2 separate regions of the Homo sapiens genome follow, and region 2 is linked to region 1. The links are chromatin contacts, found by Hi-C or POLR2A ChIA-PET in ENCODE. All regions are on one chromosome and are shown on one strand. Each heading gives the region's core, a stretch centred on a gene start or an enhancer-like site at or near the end of the contact. The rest is flanking DNA. Distances are from core to core; before and after follow the strand shown. Region 1 holds the start of WDR62 (WD repeat domain 62). Region 2 holds the start of TOMM40 (translocase of outer mitochondrial membrane 40).

Evidence for each region. A loop is a pair of places that touch in the nucleus more often than their neighbours do. ChIA-PET counts read pairs that join two places held with the same protein, here RNA polymerase II (POLR2A). Pooled maps may share reads with other maps.
Region 2: a map of naive thymus-derived CD4-positive, alpha-beta T cell shows a loop between it and region 1 (18-fold over the local background). The contact joins the promoter of TOMM40 here to the promoter of WDR62 in region 1. A Hi-C loop is called at or near these places in 1 of 168 maps with a recorded cell type or tissue (naive thymus-derived CD4-positive, alpha-beta T cell) and 5 of 50 pooled maps. POLR2A ChIA-PET finds 5 or more read pairs at or near these places in 1 of 52 experiments (WTC11).

What each region holds. Positions count from the first base shown.
Region 1 is chr19:36,051,829-36,057,031 of GRCh38, forward strand. WDR62 (WD repeat domain 62) reads left to right here and starts at 3,069. Exons shown (of 32, transcript NM_001083961.2): 1 at 3,069-3,320. The coding sequence starts at 3,144. THAP8 (THAP domain containing 8) reads right to left here and starts at 2,457. Exons shown (of 4, transcript NM_152658.3): 1 at 2,307-2,457. The coding sequence starts at 2,389.
Region 2 is chr19:44,888,338-44,893,540 of GRCh38, forward strand. TOMM40 (translocase of outer mitochondrial membrane 40) reads left to right here and starts at 2,917. Exons shown (of 9, transcript NM_001128917.2): 1 at 2,917-3,352; 2 at 4,056-4,123; 3 at 4,500-4,592. The coding sequence starts at 3,079. NECTIN2 (nectin cell adhesion molecule 2) reads left to right here. Exons shown (of 9, transcript NM_001042724.2): 9 at 1-886. The coding sequence ends at 42. RefSeq lists enhancers at 1,473-1,974, 2,144-2,303 and a silencer at 2,614-3,253.

The sequences.
Region 1 (5,203 bases), core at 1,819-4,318:
ACACAGCAGGAGGTGAGTGGCAGGCAGGTGAGCGAGTGAGAGAAGCTTCATCTGTATTTACAGCCACTCCCCACTGCTCGCATTACCACCTGAGTTCCGCCTCCTGTCAGAGCAGCAGCAGCATTAGATTCTCACAAGAGTGTGAATCCTATTCTGAACTGTGCATGTGAGAGATCTAGGTTGCCCTCCATTTTTTTTTTGTTTGTTTGTTTTTTGGGTTTTTTGGTTTTTTTTTTAGATGAAGTCTCACTCTGTCGCCAGGCTGGAGTGCAGTGGCGCAATCTCGGCTCACTGCAACCTCTGCCTCCTGGGTTCAAGTGATCCTCCTGCCTCAGCCTCCCAAGTAGCTGGGATTACAGGCATGTGCCACCACACCTAGCTAATTTTTGTATTTTTAGTAGAGACAAGGTTTCGCCATGTTGGCCAGGATGGTCTCGATCTCCTGACCTCGTGATCTGCCCGCCTTGGCCTCCCAAAGTGCTGGGATTACAGGCATGAGCCACTGTGCCTGGCCAGTTGCCCGCTTTTTATGAGAATCTAATGCCTGATGATCTGAAGCGTTTCATCCCAAAACCATTCCCCCAACCCTATCCCATCCGTGGAAAAACTGTCTTCCACAAAACCAGTCCCTGGTGCCATAAGGGTTGGGGACCACTGCCATAGGCCCTATGGGCCTTTGTTTTGTGAGGGAGTCTCAACAAACAGAGTTATTTTTTAGGTGAAATGTAAACTAAGCAGTGTTCAGATTGCCTCAAAGCAAATCAGAACTGTGTGTAAAGGGATCAATATCAGGTCCGGATGGTGAAGTGGGCCCAGGGTTTGTCTTCTCAGATGCAATAAAGTTTACATAGATGTAGAATATTGTGTCCTTATCTGAAGCTCCAAACCTGGATTGTAAATAGGGACTGCTTTTCTGTGTCAAAGTGACTTAGCTCCTCCAAGCAAAAGTGAGATGTTTCATTCTTACTTGATGTGATTTCAAACAGCAAAGTTTGTGATCATCTCTGACTTTAGACAACCAAAGTTTCCTACTAAGAAAGCAGTAGACACTCAAAGGATGGGAATTCTGCCACTTTACATCTGCAGTATGTCCAAGAGAAATATTTTTTCCTGGCTGGGTGCAGTGGCTCACGCCTGTAATCCAAGCACTTTGGGAGGCCGAGGCAGGAGGACTGCTTGTGCCCAGGAGTTTGAGACTAGACTGGACAACATAGGGTGATCCCATCTCTCTCTTTAAAAACAAAATTTTTTTTTTTGAGACGGAGTCTCACTCTTGTTGCCCACGCTGGATTGCAGTGGCCTCATCTTGGCTCACTGCAACCTCTGCCTTCTGGATTCATGCGATTCTCCTGCCTCAGCCCACGGAGTAGCTGGAATTACACGCATGAGCCACCACGCCCATCTAATTTTTGTATTTTTAGTAGACACGGGGTTTCACCATGTTGGCCAGGCTGGTCTCGAACTCCTGACCTCAGGTGATCTGCCCGCCTCGGCCTCCCAAAGTGCTGGGATTACAGGCGTGAGCCACCAAGCCTGGCAAAAAAAAAAAAAAAAAAAAAAAAAAAAAAAAATTTAAATTATCCAGGCATGGTGGCGCGTGCCTCTGGTCCCAGCTACTTGGTAGGGTGAGGTGGGAGGATCACTTGAGCCCGGGAGGTCGAGGTTGCAGTGAGCTGTGATCGTTCCACTGCATTCCAGCCTGGGCGACAAAGCGATCTTGTCTCAAAAAAAAAAAAAAAAAAAAGCAAAGAAATGTTTTTTCCTAGTAATTCTTCCACCAACTGGCTTATGTCAGCCAGATAAATAAGGAGACAGATCTTTTACAGTCGAAGCTAATTCTGACTTTCCCAAGTATGACGAAAGAGGTAAGGATGACATTTTTTAAACCTAAGCAACAAGAAGAATGAAGCACGCTACTAAGATAAGACAGACTGGAAGGTTTTGGGGAGACACGATCGCAAGCTCAGTTTCGGATGCTCTGAGTTTCAGATGGCTCAAATGCGTGGGGAGGGCAAGTGGGCATCTGCAGGCTCTCTAACAGCCTGCACCGACTTCACTTCTTACATCCCTTTCACTCTTCGGCTCGCTTCGCTCGCTATCTGTAGTCAATCGTCTACTCCTGTTTCCCACGCCTGCACCTTTGTATGTGCAATGGACACTGCCAGGAAGGCCATCTCCTCATGGTTTAACCCCACTTCCTAACACCCTCAAGCAAGACCAGAAGCCCCGCACAGCAGCACTAATGCTCGGGCCCCACCCCTCTCAGGGTCCCGCCTCCCTCAAGCCCCGCCCCGCGCTGCGCTCACTTGTAGAAGCTCACAGGGCGGTTGTCTGCACCCAGGCGGCCCGCAGTGTTGGAGCAGTTCGGCGCCCTGCAGTACTTGGGCATGGCTATCCAGCCCCCGCTGAGTTTTGCCGGGTCAGCGGCTGCACTTTGGTTCTCGCGGAGCGCCGCCTAACCCCGCCCCACCCGCGCTCGCCGCCTGCCTCACGTGACGTCCGTGGAGTCTCGTCACGTACCGGGGAGAGAGCTGAGAGCGCCTGCCTACTAGGCGCCCCTCCACAGTGCCACAGTCCCGCCCTCGTCACGTGACGAATGGGCCATAGCGAGTACTGTGCACCTGCGCAAAGCCGGCCCTTCGTCACCCCGACTTTCATCACGTGTTGGGGGGAAGGGCGGCGTCACGGCGTTTCTGAGCCTGCGCCAACCAAATCAACTGGCTAGTCAATCTCTTACGGCTCCACCCTACGCCTACATCCGGGCAACCGTTGGGGCGCACATAGTTCCTCTAGGTGGCGGCAAAAACCGAGGTGAGGCGGCCGTGGCCTTAGCCTCGTAAAAATTAAAACCTGTATGTTTCAGCGAATAATGAAAACGCAGTCTGGATGAAAGACCCCATGACGCTTAATCAGGCATCCAGTACACTGGCTGTGGCCCCGCCCCGCCAGGCACTCGCTCCGCCTCTTCGCCCCCATTGGTTCTAAGCGCCGCCCGGCATCCCTGCGATTGGCTAGGCCGGGCCCGTCGCGTCCAATAGGCGGTGGCGCCGGCTTTCCCGCGGCTGTTCGCTGTTCCAGTGGGTCGTGGCGGTGGCGGCAGCGGCGGTTAGGGGATGTAACGGTCGCCCGCCTCCGGCGTGACGATGGCGGCCGTAGGGTCCGGAGGCTATGCGCGGAACGATGCAGGGGAGAAGCTGCCCTCTGTCATGGCGGGAGTTCCGGCGCGGAGGGGCCAGTCCTCCCCGCCCCCCGCCCCACCAATCTGCCTACGGCGGCGGACGCGACTCTCGACGGCCTCCGAGGAGACGGTGCAGAACCGGGTGAGAAGCTGCTCGCCATGTCTACCCCAGTTCCAGGCTTCCTAGGTTTCCCCTAGTCCCGTCCTGAGAACTGTGGCCCCGACATCAGCCCCCGGCCAGTCCCCTCAGGTTGTTCCCTGCCATGCCTCGTCCCCTAACCCCCGCCCCTTTAGCCACGGCCCCTCCCACTTTCTCCTCGCTGCTTTCCCGGCTCCACCCTCAGCGTTGGAGCAATTCGGGGGTTCCTCGCTGGTTCCCACCCGTGGAAATGCATTTTGCTTCTGTAAATCACAGCCTAGTCCTGCTATATTTTAACCCCCGTTCTATCGCCTTTAGACGTCACGATCATAGCTCACTGCAGCCTCACTGCCCTGGCCCCCGCTGAGTCATTAAGGTCCCTTCGAGGGTTCGGTCCAGAGTGTTACCTGCCCCAACTCTTCCTCGCTTCTACCCCGCCTTCTCTCACCTTCTGCGATCTCTATCCTTTTTCCTCACCAAGGTGGGATTCTTAATCCATATTGTCACTCAAAACTATGAGAAAGACGTGAGAAGTTATTTATAAAATCTCTGCAGTGCTGCCTGGGGAGGAGGGCGTACAGAACAGTTCCCTAAATCCTGAGACAGAAAAATGGAAAGAAATGATTTCACAGTAGGTAGAAGGAATTCCATTAGCACAGCGGCAATTAAAAAAATTGTTTTCCAGCTGTGTAGGCACAAAATCTGTTTTTATAAAATGGAGATGATAAGAACCATACTACTGGTAGGGCGCGGTAGCTCACGTCTGTAATCCCAGCACTTTGGGAGGCCAAGGTGGGCTGTTCACCTGAGATCAGTTCAAGACCAGCCTGGCCAACATGGTGAAACCCGTCTCTACAAAAAGTAGAAAAATTAGCCCGGCATGCTAGCGCGCGCCTGTAATCCCAGCTACTCAGGAGGCTGAGGCGGGAGAAATCGCTTGAACCTGGGAGGCGGAGGTTGCAGTGAGCTGAGGTCATGCCACTGCACTCCAGCCTGGGCGACAGAGTGAGACTCTGTCTCAAAATAAATAAATAAATAAATTATACTATTGCATTGGAGGGAAATGAAATTTTAATTGTGATCTTCTTGGCACGGAGTCCAGATAAAGGGAGGATACCTGGTAGCTGCTGGTGGAGCTTGTTCCTGCCCCATGACTTTCTCCTGCACTGTGATTATACCGCCCACTCCTGGCTACAGGGCTCTGGCTGTACCTCCCATGTGCTCTCTGTCACCAAGGTTCAGTCACACTGGCCTGCTTTTGGTTTTCCTGAGGCTCCATATTCTTTTCTGCCTCCTGGCCTTTGTGATTGGTGAGTCCTCAGCCTGGGCTTTTTGCTGCAATCTGCCTGTCTGGCTCCTTCCCATCCTTCAAGTCTCAGCCTGAATGTCGCTATCTTGAAAGGCCTTCTCGAACCCCATTCTAAAGCAAACAGCCACCTTCATCTGTCACCCAGCACCCTATACTTCATAGCCTTTATCTTATATGTTCCTGAAAGTGCCCTTTGAGCTATTAAACTACATATAACAATAGCAAATTCAGAGAGGCGTTATAGCAAAGTGGCTAAGAGCACAGACTGCTGCTGATGGTATGGTTGGACCCAGGCAGCCTGAGCTTAAACTTTAGTCCTGTTCTTCCTGGCAGGTTATGAACTTCGCTTTTTCTTTTCTTTTTTTTTTTTTTTGAGATGGGGTCTTACTCTGTCATCCAGGCTGTAGTGCACTGGGTTGATCTCGGCTCACTGCAGTCTCAGCCTCCCTGGGCTCAGGTGATCTTCCTGCCTCAAGCCTCCTGAGTAGCTGGGACTGCAGGCGCATGCCACCATACCTGACTAATTTTTTTGTGTTTTCTGGTAGAGACAGGGTCTCGCCGTGTTGGCCAGGCTGGT
Region 2 (5,203 bases), core at 1,667-4,166, 8.8 Mb after region 1:
CAGGGCAAAGGCTTTGTCATGTCCCGGGCCATGTATGTGTGAGCTGCCATGCGCCTGGCGTCTCACATCTCACCTGTTGATCCCTTAGCTTTCTTGCCAAGGATCTAGTGCCCCCTGACCTCTGGCCAGGCCACTGTCAGTTAACACATATGCATTCCATTTGTGATGTCTACCTTGGTGGCTCCACTATGACCCCTAACCCATGAGCCCAGAGAAATTCACCGTGATAATGGAATCCTGGCAACCTTATCTCATGAGGCAGGAGGTGGGGAAGGTGCTTCTGCACAACCTCTGATCCCAAGGACTCCTCTCCCAGACTGTGACCTTAGACCATACCTCTCACCCCCCAATGCCTCGACTCCCCCAAAATCACAAAGAAGACCCTAGACCTATAATTTGTCTTCAGGTAGTAAATTCCCAATAGGTCTGCTGGAGTGGGCGCTGAGGGCTCCCTGCTGCTCAGACCTGAGCCCTCCAGGCAGCAGGGTCCCACTTACCCCCTCCCCACCCTGTTCCCCAAAGGTGGGAAAGAGGGGATTCCCCAGCCCAAGGCAGGGTTTTCCCAGCACCCTCCTGTAAGCAGAAGTCTCAGGGTCCAGACCCTTCCCTGAGCCCCCACCCCCACCCCAATTCCTGCCTACCAAGCAAGCAGCCCCAGCCTAGGGTCAGACAGGGTGAGCCTCATACAGACTGTGCCTTGATGGCCCCAGCCTTGGGAGAAGAATTTACTGTTAACCTGGAAGACTACTGAATCATTTTACCCTTGCCCAGTGGAATAGGACCTAAACATCCCCCTTCCGGGGAAAGTGGGTCATCTGAATTGGGGGTAGCAATTGATACTGTTTTGTAAACTACATTTCCTACAAAATATGAATTTATACTTTGACCAGGTCTTGCCTTTTCTGTGGGATGTGAAGGGGATGGGGTGAGACATGAAGGGGAATGAGGAAGGAGTCTAAGGGCTTGAGAGAATCAGTGAACTGGGGTCAAGAGAGTTAAAGACAAAAACAAAGGGACCAAAGATACAAAATAAGAATTGAGAGAGTAATGAGCAAAAATGTATCAATCAAAAACAAAATTTTTTTTTTTTTTGAGGCGGAGTCTCGCTCTGTCGCCCAGGCTGGAGTGCAGTGGCATGATCTCGGCTCACTGCAAGCTCCACCTTCTGAGTTAACGCCATTCCTCTGCCTCAGCCTCCCGAGTAGCTGGGACTACAGGCGCCCACCACCACGCCCGGCTTATTTTTTGTATTTTTAGTAGAGACGGGGTTTCACCGCGTTAGCCAAGATGGTCTCGATCTCCTGACCTCGTGATCCACCCGTCTCGGCCTCCCAAAGTGCTGGGATTACAGGCGTGAGCCACTGCGCCCAGCCCTAAAAACAGAATGTTGAGTAATGGAATGGGGAGGGGTCCAGGGCATGCTGTTTAATGAACATTCATAATTGCAACAGCAGTATGATGAATGGGACAAAGATAAAAATAGCAATTGGCCAGATGCAGTGGCTCATTCCTGTAATTCCAGCACTTCGGGAAACTGAGGCGGGAAGCTCGACTGAGTCCAGGAGTTAAGAGACCAGCCTGGGAAACACAGTGAGACCCCGCCTCTACGAAAGTTAGCCGGGCGTGGTGGCACGCACCTGTAGTTCAGCTACTCTGGAGGCTGAGGTAGGAGGATCGATTGAGGCCAGAAGTTCAAGGCTGCAGTAAGCTATGATGGCGCCACTGCACTCCAGCCTGAGTGACAGAGTCCAACCTTGTCTTTAAAAAAATAAAAATTAAAAAAGCAGTAACGAAAGTATAAGAGGCTCAAGTTTAATGAATAAACGGCAAGTAAAAGTAGACTAAAGGCAAAATCATGAATAATGTTGTAATAGGAGCCCAAGGCATGACGGATAATAAACCTGAATGAATGGGCCAGAGGCAGAGTGATGAATAATGGAAAAATAGGGACCGGGGGCAAGGGAGGTAACGGACAGGAGTTCATGGATCCAAAACATGATGGCTAATTAGAGAAGGGCCGGAAGAACGACGAAAGTGAGCAGGCAGGCTGGAGCTAAAAGTAGTCTGGGCAATGAAGCTCAAATGAATGGGGCAGAGGCATGATGGGTAATGGGAGAGGAATGAATGGGCCAAAGATAGAAGCCGCAGTGACGCGAGGAACAAGAGGCATGATGGGTAACGAAAGGGGTGGGTCTAAGGCAACTGTTTCGCTAAGAGGTGATGAGGGCATTGTGGGTAACGAGGAGCAGCGCAGGGTTCGCAGAACAGATTAGAATTCTCCCGAGGCACTCTGGGAAGGGCCAGCACTTCCGGTTTTAGGTCGGCTACTCCGAACCAGAGGTGGGGTGGGGGCCCGGCTGCCGCGGTGCCTGGTGGGACGCGAGGCCTGACCTTGCTGCCTAGCCGCCTCTGCCGCGCAACCCACCTTTACCTGTCCTTCGACCCTGGAACGTTAGCCAATGAGAGTACCAAGCTGATACGCCACCAAGGTCGACCCCGTACACGCTGGAGCCAATCAAAATGCTGCAAGGGTCAAAGCCGACCAATTATCACAGCAACCTCGCCGCGGGGCGGAATCAAAAGAGGGCCTCCTCCAGGAGAGAGGCGGGGCGATGCCTCAGCGGGCGTGGCAAAATGCTCAGCACAGACCAATGGCGGGTTAGCACCGGAACCCGCGGCGACGCGAGCCAATAGGCGCAGGCGCTGCGAGCCAATGGGAAGGGTGGGAGGGGCGCCGTGGCTACCCTGCGAGTGAGAACCAATACAAAAGGACATTTCAGGGAAAGTGGGCGGGACTTTATGCACAAGTCCAATGGGAAGACCGAGTCTTGACGCTGGTGGGCGGGCCTCAGGGCACACTAAACCAATGGGCTAGGTGGGGCGGGGCGACGGTGGTGGCGGCGGCGGCAGCGGGTTCGGTTGCGCGTGGCGCACGGGGTGGGAGCGGAGCCCAGGCCGGGAGCAGGCGCCGCCGCCAGTGAGAACCGGGGCCGGAGCCGGGTGCGGATTTGCTGGGGCTGAGTCGGGGGCGCGCGGGCCCTGACCTCTGCCCTCTGACCTCTCCCCTAGCAGGCGACCATGGGGAACGTGTTGGCTGCCAGCTCGCCGCCCGCAGGGCCGCCACCGCCGCCTGCGCCGGCCCTCGTGGGGCTGCCGCCACCTCCGCCCTCGCCGCCGGGCTTCACGCTGCCGCCGCTGGGAGGCAGCCTGGGCGCCGGCACCAGTACGAGTCGAAGTTCGGAACGGACCCCCGGGGCTGCAACCGCCAGCGCCTCAGGGGCCGCCGAGGATGGGGCCTGCGGCTGCCTGCCCAACCCGGGCACATTCGAGGAGTGCCACCGGAAGTGCAAGGGTGAGGGGCGAGGGGCCCCCGCTGGGCTGCGATGGCCTGGATCTCGGGGGAAGGGGGAGGACACTGGGGACTCTGGGATTTGGCGCGCACCATTGGAATTATTTAACAGCACTAGGAGGTGATGTTGGGATCGAATGGTGGAACGTTGGACTTGGGGCTTAGAATGATGGAATCAAATGCTGGAAACGGGATGGAATGTCATAGCAGTAGAGAAAAGCCTTTAGGGACCTGAGGAGCCCCGGGATCAGCCAAGCCAGACTTCTCTTGTGATCGGGAAGGCAACTGAGGCCCAAGGTCACGGTGTCAGCAAGGTGTCAGCGAGGTTCCTTGGGTATGGGACCCAAAGCCTCCGGATCCCAGCCTGGAGCAATTAGAGTAGTAGTAGTGGTGGAGATTTATGGAGTTCTGTTCTGGTGTTCATTATACGTTAACTCATTAGATCCTTGGGACAATTCTGTGTGGTGAGGGTCCCATCTTTCAGATGATGAGTTTGACCTAAAGTTGCTCAGCTTGGTGGCAGTGAGATTTGAGCAAGCAAAGGCCCTGGCCCTGTCTAACTAGGCTGTACTGCCTCTTTACAGGTGGAATCCTTTGTGAGATGTTCTGCTGTGGGTCTCTGGAGAGAGCTGGGGGTGGTAGGGAAGGAAGAGATGAGAGTTGGTGTGGGGTTGGAGTGGAGTGTGACAGCGTTTCTCTTCTCCAGAGCTGTTTCCCATTCAGATGGAGGGTGTCAAGCTCACAGTCAACAAAGGGTTGAGTAACCATTTTCAGGTGAGCCTTCCTGGTGTCCTTACCCACCAGAGATCGTCCCCGCCGTCCCCCTCCCTGCATCTGCACACTCGGCCCAATTACTCCTCCCTCAAGAGCTGGGCTCCCTGATACTTGAAAAGACTCGGAGATATAGTGCCAGACTGACTACTCAGTTTGGGGACCTAGAATCCAGAGGTACTGTCTCCCCATAGCAGCTAGGCTGGAGTGAAGGAACAGGTCTGTGGGCCTACCGGCAGCACCTCCTTTCTCTGAGTCTCTTAGTCAGGCCGTGCCTCCCAGTCTTCATCCCCTGCCCAGCCCAGAGACCTTGTCCTTGCCCTCTTCAGTGGGCAAGCCTATCTGTCCAGTATCGTCACAGCTCTCGCTTTCCTTCCAGGTCAACCACACAGTAGCCCTCAGCACAATCGGGGAGTCCAACTACCACTTCGGGGTCACATATGTGGGGACAAAGCAGCTGAGTCCCACAGAGGTGAGCTTCCTTTTTCATCCATTCATTGTATCCTTCTAATAACAAATTTGTAGCCAAATGTCAAGCTAAGACGGCCTCATCAGGAAAAGGTCACAGCTACCGAGAGCCTGGAGATGGGGATTGCATCTCTCCGAGGTGCACTGGGACACAAATAATTCCTTCATCCAGCAAACATCCGCCAAACCCCTGCTCTCTGCCTGGCCCCATGCTGAGCAGTGCTGGGGATGTGGCCACAGCCACCCTGTCACCAGACAGCGATGACCCAGGGTGGAAAGGGCTGGACTGTAGATCATGCAGAACTTTGAATGCCAGACTAGGCTTTGGACTTTCTCTAGGGGGTTGTGGAGAGTCATGGCATGGTTTGGTCAAGGGAAAGACGTGGTCCACAGGTTCCCGCTGTAGAAATCTCTGGGGCATCTCTGGGGTGGCCATGTGGGGGCTAGTTATTAGGAAGGGCAAAACTGGAGGCCCAGACAGGGTTGGGGGGACTGAATGAGGTCTCTGCTTCTGTCATTTCCCTTCAGCAAATGTGTTTATTCTGCAAACCTTCATTGCACAACACATTCTGTGCCCAGCCCTGTGCTGGCACACATGACTGAAACAGCATGGGA